Linked DNA regions of Homo sapiens: region 2 is linked to region 1. The links are chromatin loops, found by intact Hi-C in ENCODE. Cell type or tissue: heart right ventricle. All regions are shown on one strand. Each heading gives the region's core, and the rest is flanking DNA. Links, peaks and the distances in the headings are about the cores only.

Evidence for each region. A loop is a pair of places that touch in the nucleus more often than their neighbours do. Peaks named below come from ENCODE experiments on the same cell type or tissue, not always from the same donor. Only the 100,000 strongest peaks of a DNase experiment are listed, where the experiment ranks them.
Region 2: a loop joins it to region 1, with 7 times the contacts of the local background. A loop is called at or near these places in 5 of 110 quality-filtered maps.

Annotation. Positions count from the first base shown.
Region 1 is chr2:60,103,840-60,109,225 of GRCh38, reverse strand. No RefSeq gene overlaps it. Among named protein-coding and RNA genes, the nearest start is that of MIR4432, 280 kb to the left of the region's middle. In heart right ventricle, for the core only: no CTCF peak of the experiment used is centred there; a DNase peak (open chromatin) is centred at 2,205; H3K27ac peaks cover 708 bases.
Region 2 is chr2:60,052,333-60,057,718 of GRCh38, reverse strand. No RefSeq gene overlaps it. Among named protein-coding and RNA genes, the nearest start is that of MIR4432, 330 kb to the left of the region's middle. In heart right ventricle, for the core only: no CTCF peak of the experiment used is centred there; a DNase peak (open chromatin) is centred at 2,568; H3K27ac peaks cover 1,985 bases.

The sequences.
Region 1 (5,386 bases), core at 71-5,070:
TGCAGAAATAGAAAAACTCATTCTAAAATTCATAATCCACATAGAATTTTAAGGGACCCCAAATAGTCAAAATAATCCCGAAAAAGAAAAAAGCTAGAGGATTCACACTTCTGGATTTCAAAACTTTCCATAAAGCTAATCAAAACAGTGTGGTACTGGCATAAAGACAGCCAGATAAACAAAAGGAATAGAGTATGGGGTCCATAAATAAACCCTTATATATATATGTGATCAAATGATTTTGACAAGCATCAAGACCTTCAGTGGGGGAAAAGACAGTCTTTTCAACAAACGGTGCAGAGAAAACTGGATATCTACATGCGAAAGAATAAAGTTGGACTCTTATCTAACACCATACACAATCATTAACTCAAAATCGATCCATGACCCAAATGTAAGACCTAAAACTACAGAACCCTTAGCAGAAGACATAGAGCAAAATCCCCATGACAGTGAATTTTGCAGTAACTTATTGGATATGACACCAGAGGCACAGGCAACAAAAGAAAAAATAGACAAATTGAACTTCATTATATAACATTGTGCATCCAAAGACACTATCATCAGATATCAGCTCTGGTATGAAAAAAACCACTATCAATGCAGTAAAGTGGCAAACCCACAAAATAGGAGAAAATATTTGCAAATCATGTATCTGATAGGTACTAACACCACGCTATGCAGACAACTTCTAAAACTCAACATCAAAAACCCAAACAATCCAATTCAAAACTGGGCAAAGGACTTGAATAGATATTTCTCTAAAGAAGGTGTGTGAATGGCTGATTAAACACATGAAAAGATGCTCAGCATCACTAATCATTAGGGAAATGCAAATCAAAACACAATGTGATACCTTATACTCACTCACTAGGATGGCGACTATCAAACACACACAGAGAAAACAAAAAGTGTTCATGAAGATGTGAAGAAATGAGAACACTTGTGCACCATTGGTGGGAATGTAAAATGGTACAGATGCTGTGGAGAATAGTATGGTTCCGCAAAAAATTAAAAATAGATTTACCATATGATCCAGCAATTCCACTTCCAAGTATATATCCAAAAGAATTGAAAGCAGGGTCTCTAAGAGATATTTGCACAACCGTGTTTATAGCAGCATTATTTATGATAGCCAAATGTGGCAGCAATGCAAGTGTCCATGGACAGATGAATGGATATAAGCAAAATGTGGTTTATGCATACAATGAAATATTATTCAGCCTTAAAAAGGGAGGTTACTTTGATCAATACTACAACAGAAGTGAACCTTTAGGACATTATGCTAAGTGAAATAAGTCAGTGACAAAAAGACACATACTATATGATTCTACTTCTAAGAGGTAGCTAGAGTAGTCAAAATTATAGAGACAGAAAGTAGTGTGGTGGTTGCTAGGGGCTGGGGAAAAGGAAAACGGGGAGTTATTGTTTAACCGATAGTGGTGATAGTCGTACAACAATATGAATGTAATTTATGTCACTGAATTGTACACATACAAATGGTTAAGATAGTAAATTTTATGTTATATGATTTTACCACTATAAAAAAATTGGAAAAATGTCTGTGCTTTTAATAGAAATGCTATACAATCAATATGCTGTTGTAGGGTTCAAATTCTCACCCTACCACTTCACTTACCAACTCAGGAAAATGATTTCACTTCTCTGGGACTTGGTTTTCTTATCTATTAAATGAAGATAACATAACTCATTCAGTTGTTGAGAAATATTGAGTGAAGGTATGTAAAATAATATCTGGCACATAGGAGAAACTTAATCTGTGTTAGCTACTGGCATTGTTATTTATAGAGTTTTTGAAGTTTAGAACAGTGAGAGTCCTTTAGGCCAAGCTTTTAAAATCTAACAGATGAAGAGAACTGTAGGACTGAGGCCCAGAAGAGCTAAATGGCTTAGTCATAGTCACACAGCTACATGGGATGAAGCCAGTATAAGAACCTTGGTTTCCAGATTCCCAGGACGGTGCCTTTCTAGTGCATCTGACTGCCTTTTTATTTTTATTTTTTTGCAGAGAACAAATATAGGGGTTAATATAAAAAGACTGTATCTTTGTGACTGCCCTAAAGCATGTAGCTCAGGACAGGTGATCACTGACCACCTCTTAGCTTCAATGATCTTGAGATGAAGGTGCAGTGTGTTCCCTGGCAGCCTTTGGTGATGGACGTCAGGACCAAAGCCAGCTGGCTTGAGCTCCTCCCTCCATCTGTATCCTGAATAGGCCCTTCCCCTGAGCACTTTTCCCAACTGCCCCAATCTCTGCTGATGTTTAGATGAATCAGCTGACAATTACCTGGGGGATGTCTGGAGGAGTCCAGGAGCTTCCAGGAAACAAAGGATAGAACTCCCATCTTAACTTTGCTCAGAGCTGGGTTTGCACAACTCCAAACATCTTGCCAGAGTTTGATCAATCAAGTTCTGGTGGGCAGCAAAAGGAAAGAGGCCTCAATTTAGACTGGAACCAAAGACTGAGGATTTTTTTTCTTTTGTTCCATGATTTCGGCTCTCTGTAGAAATGGCCTCCACTTCTGTGTGATTCTTTGTCTCTCCACTGCTTTAACCCTCTTGATTCATCTCATGTCTTTGCCCGTGAGGTTATAAGGTTGCTTTGACCGGGTCAGGAAATTGTAGGACAGAGGCTCCTGCCAACTGAGACCGCAGGATAGGACTTTCTTCCTTGAGCTCTCTGGCATGATGCAGGATTGGAATCTTCTGTCAATTTGCATGTAGCTTTAGTGGGTCCATGTGGTTTATATTCAGGGGAACATTGTCAGTTATTTATATGAGAGGAGAGAAAATGGTGGTGGTGGCAGTGGTGGTGGTGGCAGCAGTGATGTGTGTGTGTGTGTGCACGTGTGTGTTTGCGTGTGTGCAAAGGTGGGGGTGGGCTTGAAGGGATGGAATTGGCTTGAAAATCTGCAGTGGGCTCTTTTCTCCTTTAACACTGATGCTGGGTAATTAGCAAAATGTGCACAGGGTTTTATCCATATTCATGCGCCCTTTCTCACAAGCATAAACAATCCAGTCTCTATTATTTCCTTGCGTGTGCAGCTCCCCCCTCCCTGCCACCTGCAGAGCCCTGTTCTGCTCTGTTCACATCATTCGGGCTCTGGTTGGGGGTGGGGTAGCCTGGGCGTGGGCGTGGGTGGAGGACTCCACAGAGAGCAGAGGGAGCAGGTCTTCTCCAACGCAGCATCTGTGCCAGGCTGGAAACTTTAACAAAGCGCATTCACAGCTATGATTACACACAATCTTTAAGAGAACCCTATGGAGTAGGTAGGGTTGCATAATTATTGCTGTGTGAAAAAATAGAAAGTGAGGCAAAAAGATGGGGCTATTCATTGGTTTGCTCTTCCAGATCCATTTCCCCTTGCTGCTTTGCCTGGCTCTCTGCTCTTGTAGGCTGACCTCAAGGGACCCCTTCATCCCTTGTAGATTTTATGTGAGATTAGACGGCACTAGGAGGCAGAGGTTGAGGTTTTATTACCACCTGTCTGGTGGTGGCAGTACCTGTGTTCCCATAGATGGCCACATTGCTATTGGTGGCTGCTTTTCCACACCTACACCTTCCACTATTTTTCAGCAACCTTTTTGAATCATCTTGCCCCATTCAGATCTACAGCTGTTAAAGACTTAGTGTGGATGCTAGCCCCTTTGCCATTTCTTACTGGTTCCCTGAATTCTCCCCACATATCTATAAAAAGTTCTTTCCTGCATTCTTCTCTATTAAACTCTTTGAGTAAGCAGCTGATGCCTGCTGGGACCTCAAATGGCAAGATGAGTGGCTTGCCAGTTACCACACAGCTAAGTAGGGAAAGCCCAGAATTCCTCCTTGTTCATCTGGATTGTTTTTGTTAGGTCACGATGTCTCATCACTGCATCACTGGTGTCTTCTTCATTCCTTCTCAGCAGGCTGTGAAACCACCAGCAAATAAGAGATTTGGATCCTGTCCCATCTTTCCCACTCTTTATGAATATTGGATTTCATGGTCTGACTTCTTTGTAGAAGCAGGAACCCAAGCGTGGGCATAGACAGTGTGAATGGTATGAGAGAAATTCAGGTTTTTTTTTTTTTTTTTTTTAAACCTGTCTGTTCTGTCATCTGAGGAAGTACCACATTTATGAGTGCAATGCAAGGAGATGTGGGTGGAGTCGTACAGTCAGAAGTAGCAGATGATGATCATGTCCATTCACTTTCAATTCTAATCTCTCCGTGCACTTGGGGATTTGCTAGCCTCTCTGAATTCAGCATTTGGGCGGTGTGATCACTGCGTTTTCCTCTTTCTTCATACATGACGTGAGAGCAAACTGCCCACCCAAACACTCTACTTCATAATGCAACAGGGTGAGATCGGTCTCTACCACATTCATCTGACTTAACAGTCCCCACTCTTCTTTCCCTCACCTGGTGCACAGGTGGAGACAAGTAAAACACATGCTTCGCGGGGTTTCCAGGGTGAAGGGCAGAAGGAAACTATACTATGCTGCTCTGTTTTCTTGCTTTCTTTGAAAGGAAGTTCAGTACAGAGGTGCACATCCTTTACACTCCAATTTGATAATTATTTACCAGATGCTTTCTGTGAACCTAGCACATGACAGGTCCAGAAGGGATATTGAAGGAGCATGTGGCATAGTATTTGCCTTCAAAGTACTTACATGTTTATTAGGGAAATATGGCCAACCTGGGAAAAACCCCAGGCAGACGTGCAAGATAGTTTATGTGCAAATGCTGAAGGTAAGCAATTGCTGCATGACATACATGACTGTGACATAAAGAAGATGGTCAGGAAGCTGCTGGGGAAAGCCTCATGAAAGAGATTCCAGAAGGAGTGGAAGGATTTGGACACCACTGGTCATTGAGTTTGTTATGACTACAGATTTCTCTCCTCTGGGGCTCAGAGTTCCTTTCCTGGAAGAGACACAGACATGTCCTGAATTTGGTCTTTGGAGCCATGTGTGTTTTCTTCTCTATACTTACACCATTGCCCAAGCTGCAACCCTTTTTGGCTTAGGTAGTCTTTTCTTTCTGCCCTATGTGACAGAAGAAGTGGTTGGTGACAACATGCTTCCCAGTGGTGGGTAAAGTATTTCCACGAAAAGACATTTATATCCAGACACTTGGTTACTGAGTTTATTCTTCTCCTAACACCCCAAAGGCAGAGAGTAGCTTGAAAAAAATCATTAAGAAGTCCTTAACCTTGTAACATACTGTTTTTGCTAAAAATATATATTAATAATATATTATTGAGCGAGCATAGATGAAGAAGGCCAGGGAGGGAGGAAGCAATAAGAGTGTGAGTGAGGTCAGTGCTCTTTGCCCGCAGACTCTACAATCAATAAGATCTGGTCAATAACTGCTTTATTACTGCAC
Region 2 (5,386 bases), core at 334-5,333, 52 kb after region 1:
GGCCCAGGGCTCCCAGGACCTACCTTTTCTGGGATGCCTGATTTCCTCACTGCATCATGAACATTCCCCCACCAAGGCCCCCTTTCAGGTCCTTGCTCATGCTATTATTTCATATGACAAGCCCTCCCTCTACCTTTCCATGGATATAAGTCTGAGAATCTCTGTCCACCATCATCACCTTGCTCAAGACCCTAATCTTCCATGAAGCCTCTATCAAAGGGACAACAGGGGTGGAGAGGGCAGGTGGCTTGTCTTCTGGATTTTCTTGATAGCATCTGAGAAGGCAGGATAGTAGTGCTTATAGCAGGCATCATAAATCTTCACTTTAGTATCGTAACACCTGAGTGCTTATTATGTACCAGGCAAGGTTTATTCCAGCTTTATTTCATTTAATTCTCACATCACCATTTGAGGTAGATACTACAATATCCTGCTTTTATAGAAATTTGAGGCACAATGAGAAGACGTCACTTGTTCATGTTTATTTGGCCAAAGGTGGGAAGCTGGGATTTGAATCCAAGCAATCTGATCTCAGAGATTATGATCTAATGATGTCGTGTGTCAAGTTCTGTTTTTTAGTCTACAGAGAACCGAGCCAGGAGTCAGAAGACACAGCAGTTGTGTTGGTTTTTGCCTTACTTTAACTGTTGGGCTTTGGACAAGTGGCTTTGCTTCTTTTTGAGTCTCAATGTCCTCATTTATAATGTAAGGATAATAAACTAGTGGAGATAATGTTATATGTGTCACAGAGAACATTTATGAAAGCTGGCTAAACTCAACCTTAAATAAAGTTAACATTTCACCATTGTTCAATGTGGAATTATTGGCTATTGTTACTTGCTTATGGGTCTGTCTTGTCAACTGCATTTTATATTCATGGTGGGCAGACACTGTGTCTTACAGGTCTTTAATATCCCCTTGTACCATTCACTCTGATCTGGTCCTTATTTACCATGTCGTGGCTTATAGTAGGTGCCACACATTTCCATGATTGTACCTAGTCCTCTTCATAACCTATAACTGTTCCTTTTCTACGCTTTTGATTTCAGGCAGGTCTTTAATATCCCCTTGTACCATTCACTCTGATCTGGTCCTTATTTACCATGTCGTGGCTTATAGTAGGTGCCACACATTTCCATGATTGTACCTAGTCCTCTTCATAACCTTTAACTGTTCCTTTTCTACGCTTTTGATTTCAAGCTTCTCCTTTCTGAACATCGCACCCTACTTTTTCAGCACCTCCAGTTCAACCCCCCGTGGGACCTTGGATTCACTGACTCTATTGCCTGCCTCAGGCTCGGATTCATGGTTAATGATACAAGCACACATCCAGGGATGTTTGAGCCCTATTATCCACTTGTTCTCCATTGAACTTTCTTGTCAAAAATCCCAAGTCTCTGTTTACCCTGGGCCCATACTCAAGTAGCTAGATGTGGCTGTAAAAATTAAGAGCTGTGCTGACTTTAAATTTATGATGACACCTTATCAGTACCACAATCTTGTCACACTCCCTTTGTGAATTTACTTGCCCTCTCTTCAAGATATTTCGAACCTCCTCTCCCCTCAAAGCATCAGCATTTTTTTTTGTTCCTCCCTTTATGCTGAGGATCTTACTTCTTATTTCCCCAAGACAAAAAAGCCATAGATGGGAATCACTTTACATGTCTAGCATGAAATGTGTGAACCTACCTGCATCTGAACCCACAGGTTCTGTCTTCCTTCTGAGTGGAGTCTGCCTACATCTGACTTCACAGAGCTCGGCACCCACTAGGTTCTAGCCAGACTGCCTGTCTCATTTCTCAAGCATTCAAGGTCCTTCTTGCCTCAGGGCCTTTACACCTGCTGTTGACTTGTCTCCTGTGCTCTTCCTCCAGATCTTTGCATGGCTCTCTCTTTCTCATCCTGTTCACAGGCCACATTCTAAGCAAACTTTTCCTCACAACTCTATCTAAAAAGAGAACTCCATTCTCCATCCTATCACTTACTATCTTCTCAGCCTGCTTTATTTTTTTTAATAGCACACATCACTATCTGAAATACCATCTTTATTTATTTACCTGTTTACTGTCTGTTTTCCACAGGAGAACGTGGGCACCATCACAGTGGAGGACTTGTCTTGTTTCTTGCTGTGTTATTTGCATCTGGCATATAGTTAAAAATCACCTGGTGTATAGTAGATGCTAAACTAATGCCTATTGAATAAATGCGAGAAGGAACAAAATTAGGACCATCTGAATGACCTTAGGTAAATCACTTTTATTGATGTCAGGGTAAGATTATTGGCTCCCCAACAGCTAATGCTTATTCCAGGTTCTATTTTTCCTAAATGAGAGGCATTTGTGTAGCCACAGTCATTGTCTATGATCCAGGCACAGGCTTAGTGTGTGTTTAATGCCCATGAGTTCCACGGGTTCCATGTGAATCCTGAAGGCATCCGCTTGGCTGGGTTTCTGCATTGTTTGGCTCGAGTGTTCTAGTCATGGAACTTGAACAGTAGAAGATAAATTGAGAATGCTGTGGACATTTGAGGATGTGAGTGCCAAGAGATCACAAGGGAATTTAGTTAAGGCTCCTGTCCAGGGTAAGATGACTTCACAGAGCAGACAGAGTGAATTCTCAGCCAGCCAGTGGCTCTGTGGAGAGTATGTGCTGAGTTGGGCTGACCATTCTCTGGGTAGTTCCACAGGGCCTTGTGCCCAGTGACCTCTCTATTTATTCACACGTTGGCCTCAGCAGGTGCTGGTCTCCAGGAGCTTTTGGTTTGAACTTAGGCAGAGAGAGGCATTTGTGTGGCCGGTCTGGCGAGAAGAGTTTATGGAGTGTGATGTAAATCTCAAAGTTAATAATAATTGAGGCATTTTCTTGCATGTGTGCTGTGTGCCAGAGTGCCAAGGTTTTCTATGTTGCCTCATTTAATCTTAACACTCCATGGGGAAGATAAGTATAGCCTATGATATTGGTGTATCAACCACCTCCCTGGCCCCACTCCAAGGAAACCTGTAGGTATAGTAGGCATAACCCCCCTGCCCACTAGTAGCTTCCCATTTCAAGTCCCCTTCTCTCTTAGCTTCCATGCCTGAAGCCTTTTTCTTCTTCTATGTGGTAGCTTGCTCTGCCCATGTACAAGGCAGCACAGAATTATAGGGATTTTAATTTGTCCTCAGGGACTATCCTCAACTAATCCAGGATGGGAGTTAGTAGATGCATACCCATTTCTCCATCCTTTGGTGGGACAATTCTCTGGTCCATTATACATGGGTCTTAAAGGGATTGAGGGATAGAACTTCATGGTACCCAGCTTATTTCCTGGCTGTTCTGTGCTCCTTATCTCATTTTCCTCTCTCCTTCGCTTGTGTTTCCTCTGATTGCCTCTGAAATAAAATAGTACCTGTGTCCAAATCCTTTTCTCATAGTCTGCTTTTGGGGGAACCAAAGTAAGGCAATAATTGATTCCAAATTTGCAGATGAAGACACTGCAGAGAGAAGGAGAAAGGAAACGCCATGCCTCTCATTCATGTCTCTTTCTATTAGCAGGCTGGAGCTTCCTAACCTGGCTCCCGTCTCCCCAGATGAACTGTACCCAGCTTCCGTCACCACAGACCATCTCTTGTGGTTCTTGGGCCCATGCCCTAGTTATTGCTACAACATGAAAGCCTTTGACTATATTGTAAGATATGAAAGTTTGCTCCTTGGCAAGGGGCAGGGCACCCCCATGGGGCTGGAGGTGGGGCTCTCAGTGAGGCATGCAGCCAAGACGTCTGGACCCACCTGGTTGGAAACAGCATGACACACATTCTGGAAACACCTGCCTCAAAGCCTGGGCAGACGTGACCTGACAGGCTATGTTTGTCCTGCTGTGTTCCATGTTGCAGTGACTCAGGTACAGGTGTAACCTTCTTTTTTCCCAGGGTCTCTACCCCACCCCAAGACATTTGGGCTGTGTGTGCGTAGAAGCATATCCTTTTGGGGAAATCTTTTAGCCAACAGTGTTGGAGGGAGGGGCAGAGGTTTGCCTCTGATCACCAGTGGGGGCGATGAAACCCAAGCCAGGTATGAAACTGAGAAAAATGGGATGATTTTTGAGGAGAAAGTGCTGGTGGAGGGAACAGGCTTATGCTCTCTAGATCCTGATTAATTCTCTGGCCTCGAACCTTCCTTAATGACATTCCATTTTCTGGGGTCCTAGTGATTGCAGCATACTCTACACGGAGAGCAAAGGCTGCATGGTCAGGAATGCCCAGCAAGAGTGTTAGATTCTACCATAAAATAGGAGTAATGACCTGTAGCTCCTAGGGCTGTTATGCGGACAAATTGGGATTATATCAGACGAGAGGCCTGGGCCTTGCACTGTGCTCAACTCAGCAACAGCTCACTATGGCCTTCTGCCTTCCTGTCTGCCTGCGTGCTTTTCCATGGAATGGCAAATAATTGAAAGAAGAGATTTCCCCCTTTAAGTCTGTTGTGTGGAATATGTAACTGAGTATGCATAAGAAGCCTTTTGTGAGAAATAACCAGGGCAGGAAAGATCTTGGTTATTTTATAGGGAGGTGTTCCCTTTCCTTTCTGTAAACTGAGGAAAGTCCAGTATTCAACTGTCTTTGAAAGGGATACCAGGCTCCCAGCTTTCTAAACCAGGAGAGCAGTGATTCCTGAATGTTGATATGGGTAAGAGTTACCTGGAGGAGCTTGTTCAAATGCAGATTATCTGGCAGTGCTCTTAGAGATTCAGATTTTGCAGGTATCTACATTTTAATAAACTCCACCAACTGATTTTATTTGGTTTTCTTAAGAGATTGCACTGAGTGTCCGCAACACAGGCAATGCCGGCATCCCCACTGCCTTAGGTCCTCAGAACCTCCTCCCTGGTGTTTGAGGTGTCTTGGTGTGAACATTAACTTCATGTGAACTTGACTGAGTTACAGCATACCCAGATAACTGAGAAAACATTATATCTGGGTGTGTCAGGAGGGTGTTTCTGGAAGAGACAGCACCTGAGTCAGTAGACCCAGTAAAGAAGATCCACCCTCACCCCATGAGTGGGCATCACCCAGGATGTTGAGGGCCCAGATAGAACAATAGGGTGCAGGAAGGGCACATTCGCTCCCTTTTCTTGGGCAGGGACATCCATCTTCTCATGCCCTGGACACTGGCTCCCCTGATTCTCAGGTCTTCGGACTCCGACTGAATTACACCATGAACTTTTCTGGTTCTCCAGCTTGTAGAAGGCATGTTGTGGACTTCTTGATCTCCAAAACTGTGCGAGCCATTCCCATCATAATCCCCTCATATGTATCTGTGGGTTTCCTATGGGTTCCAAAGTGCTGGGATTACAGGCATCAGACACCGTGCCCGGCTGTGTCCTGTCTCTTGATCTTGGATTGCATAT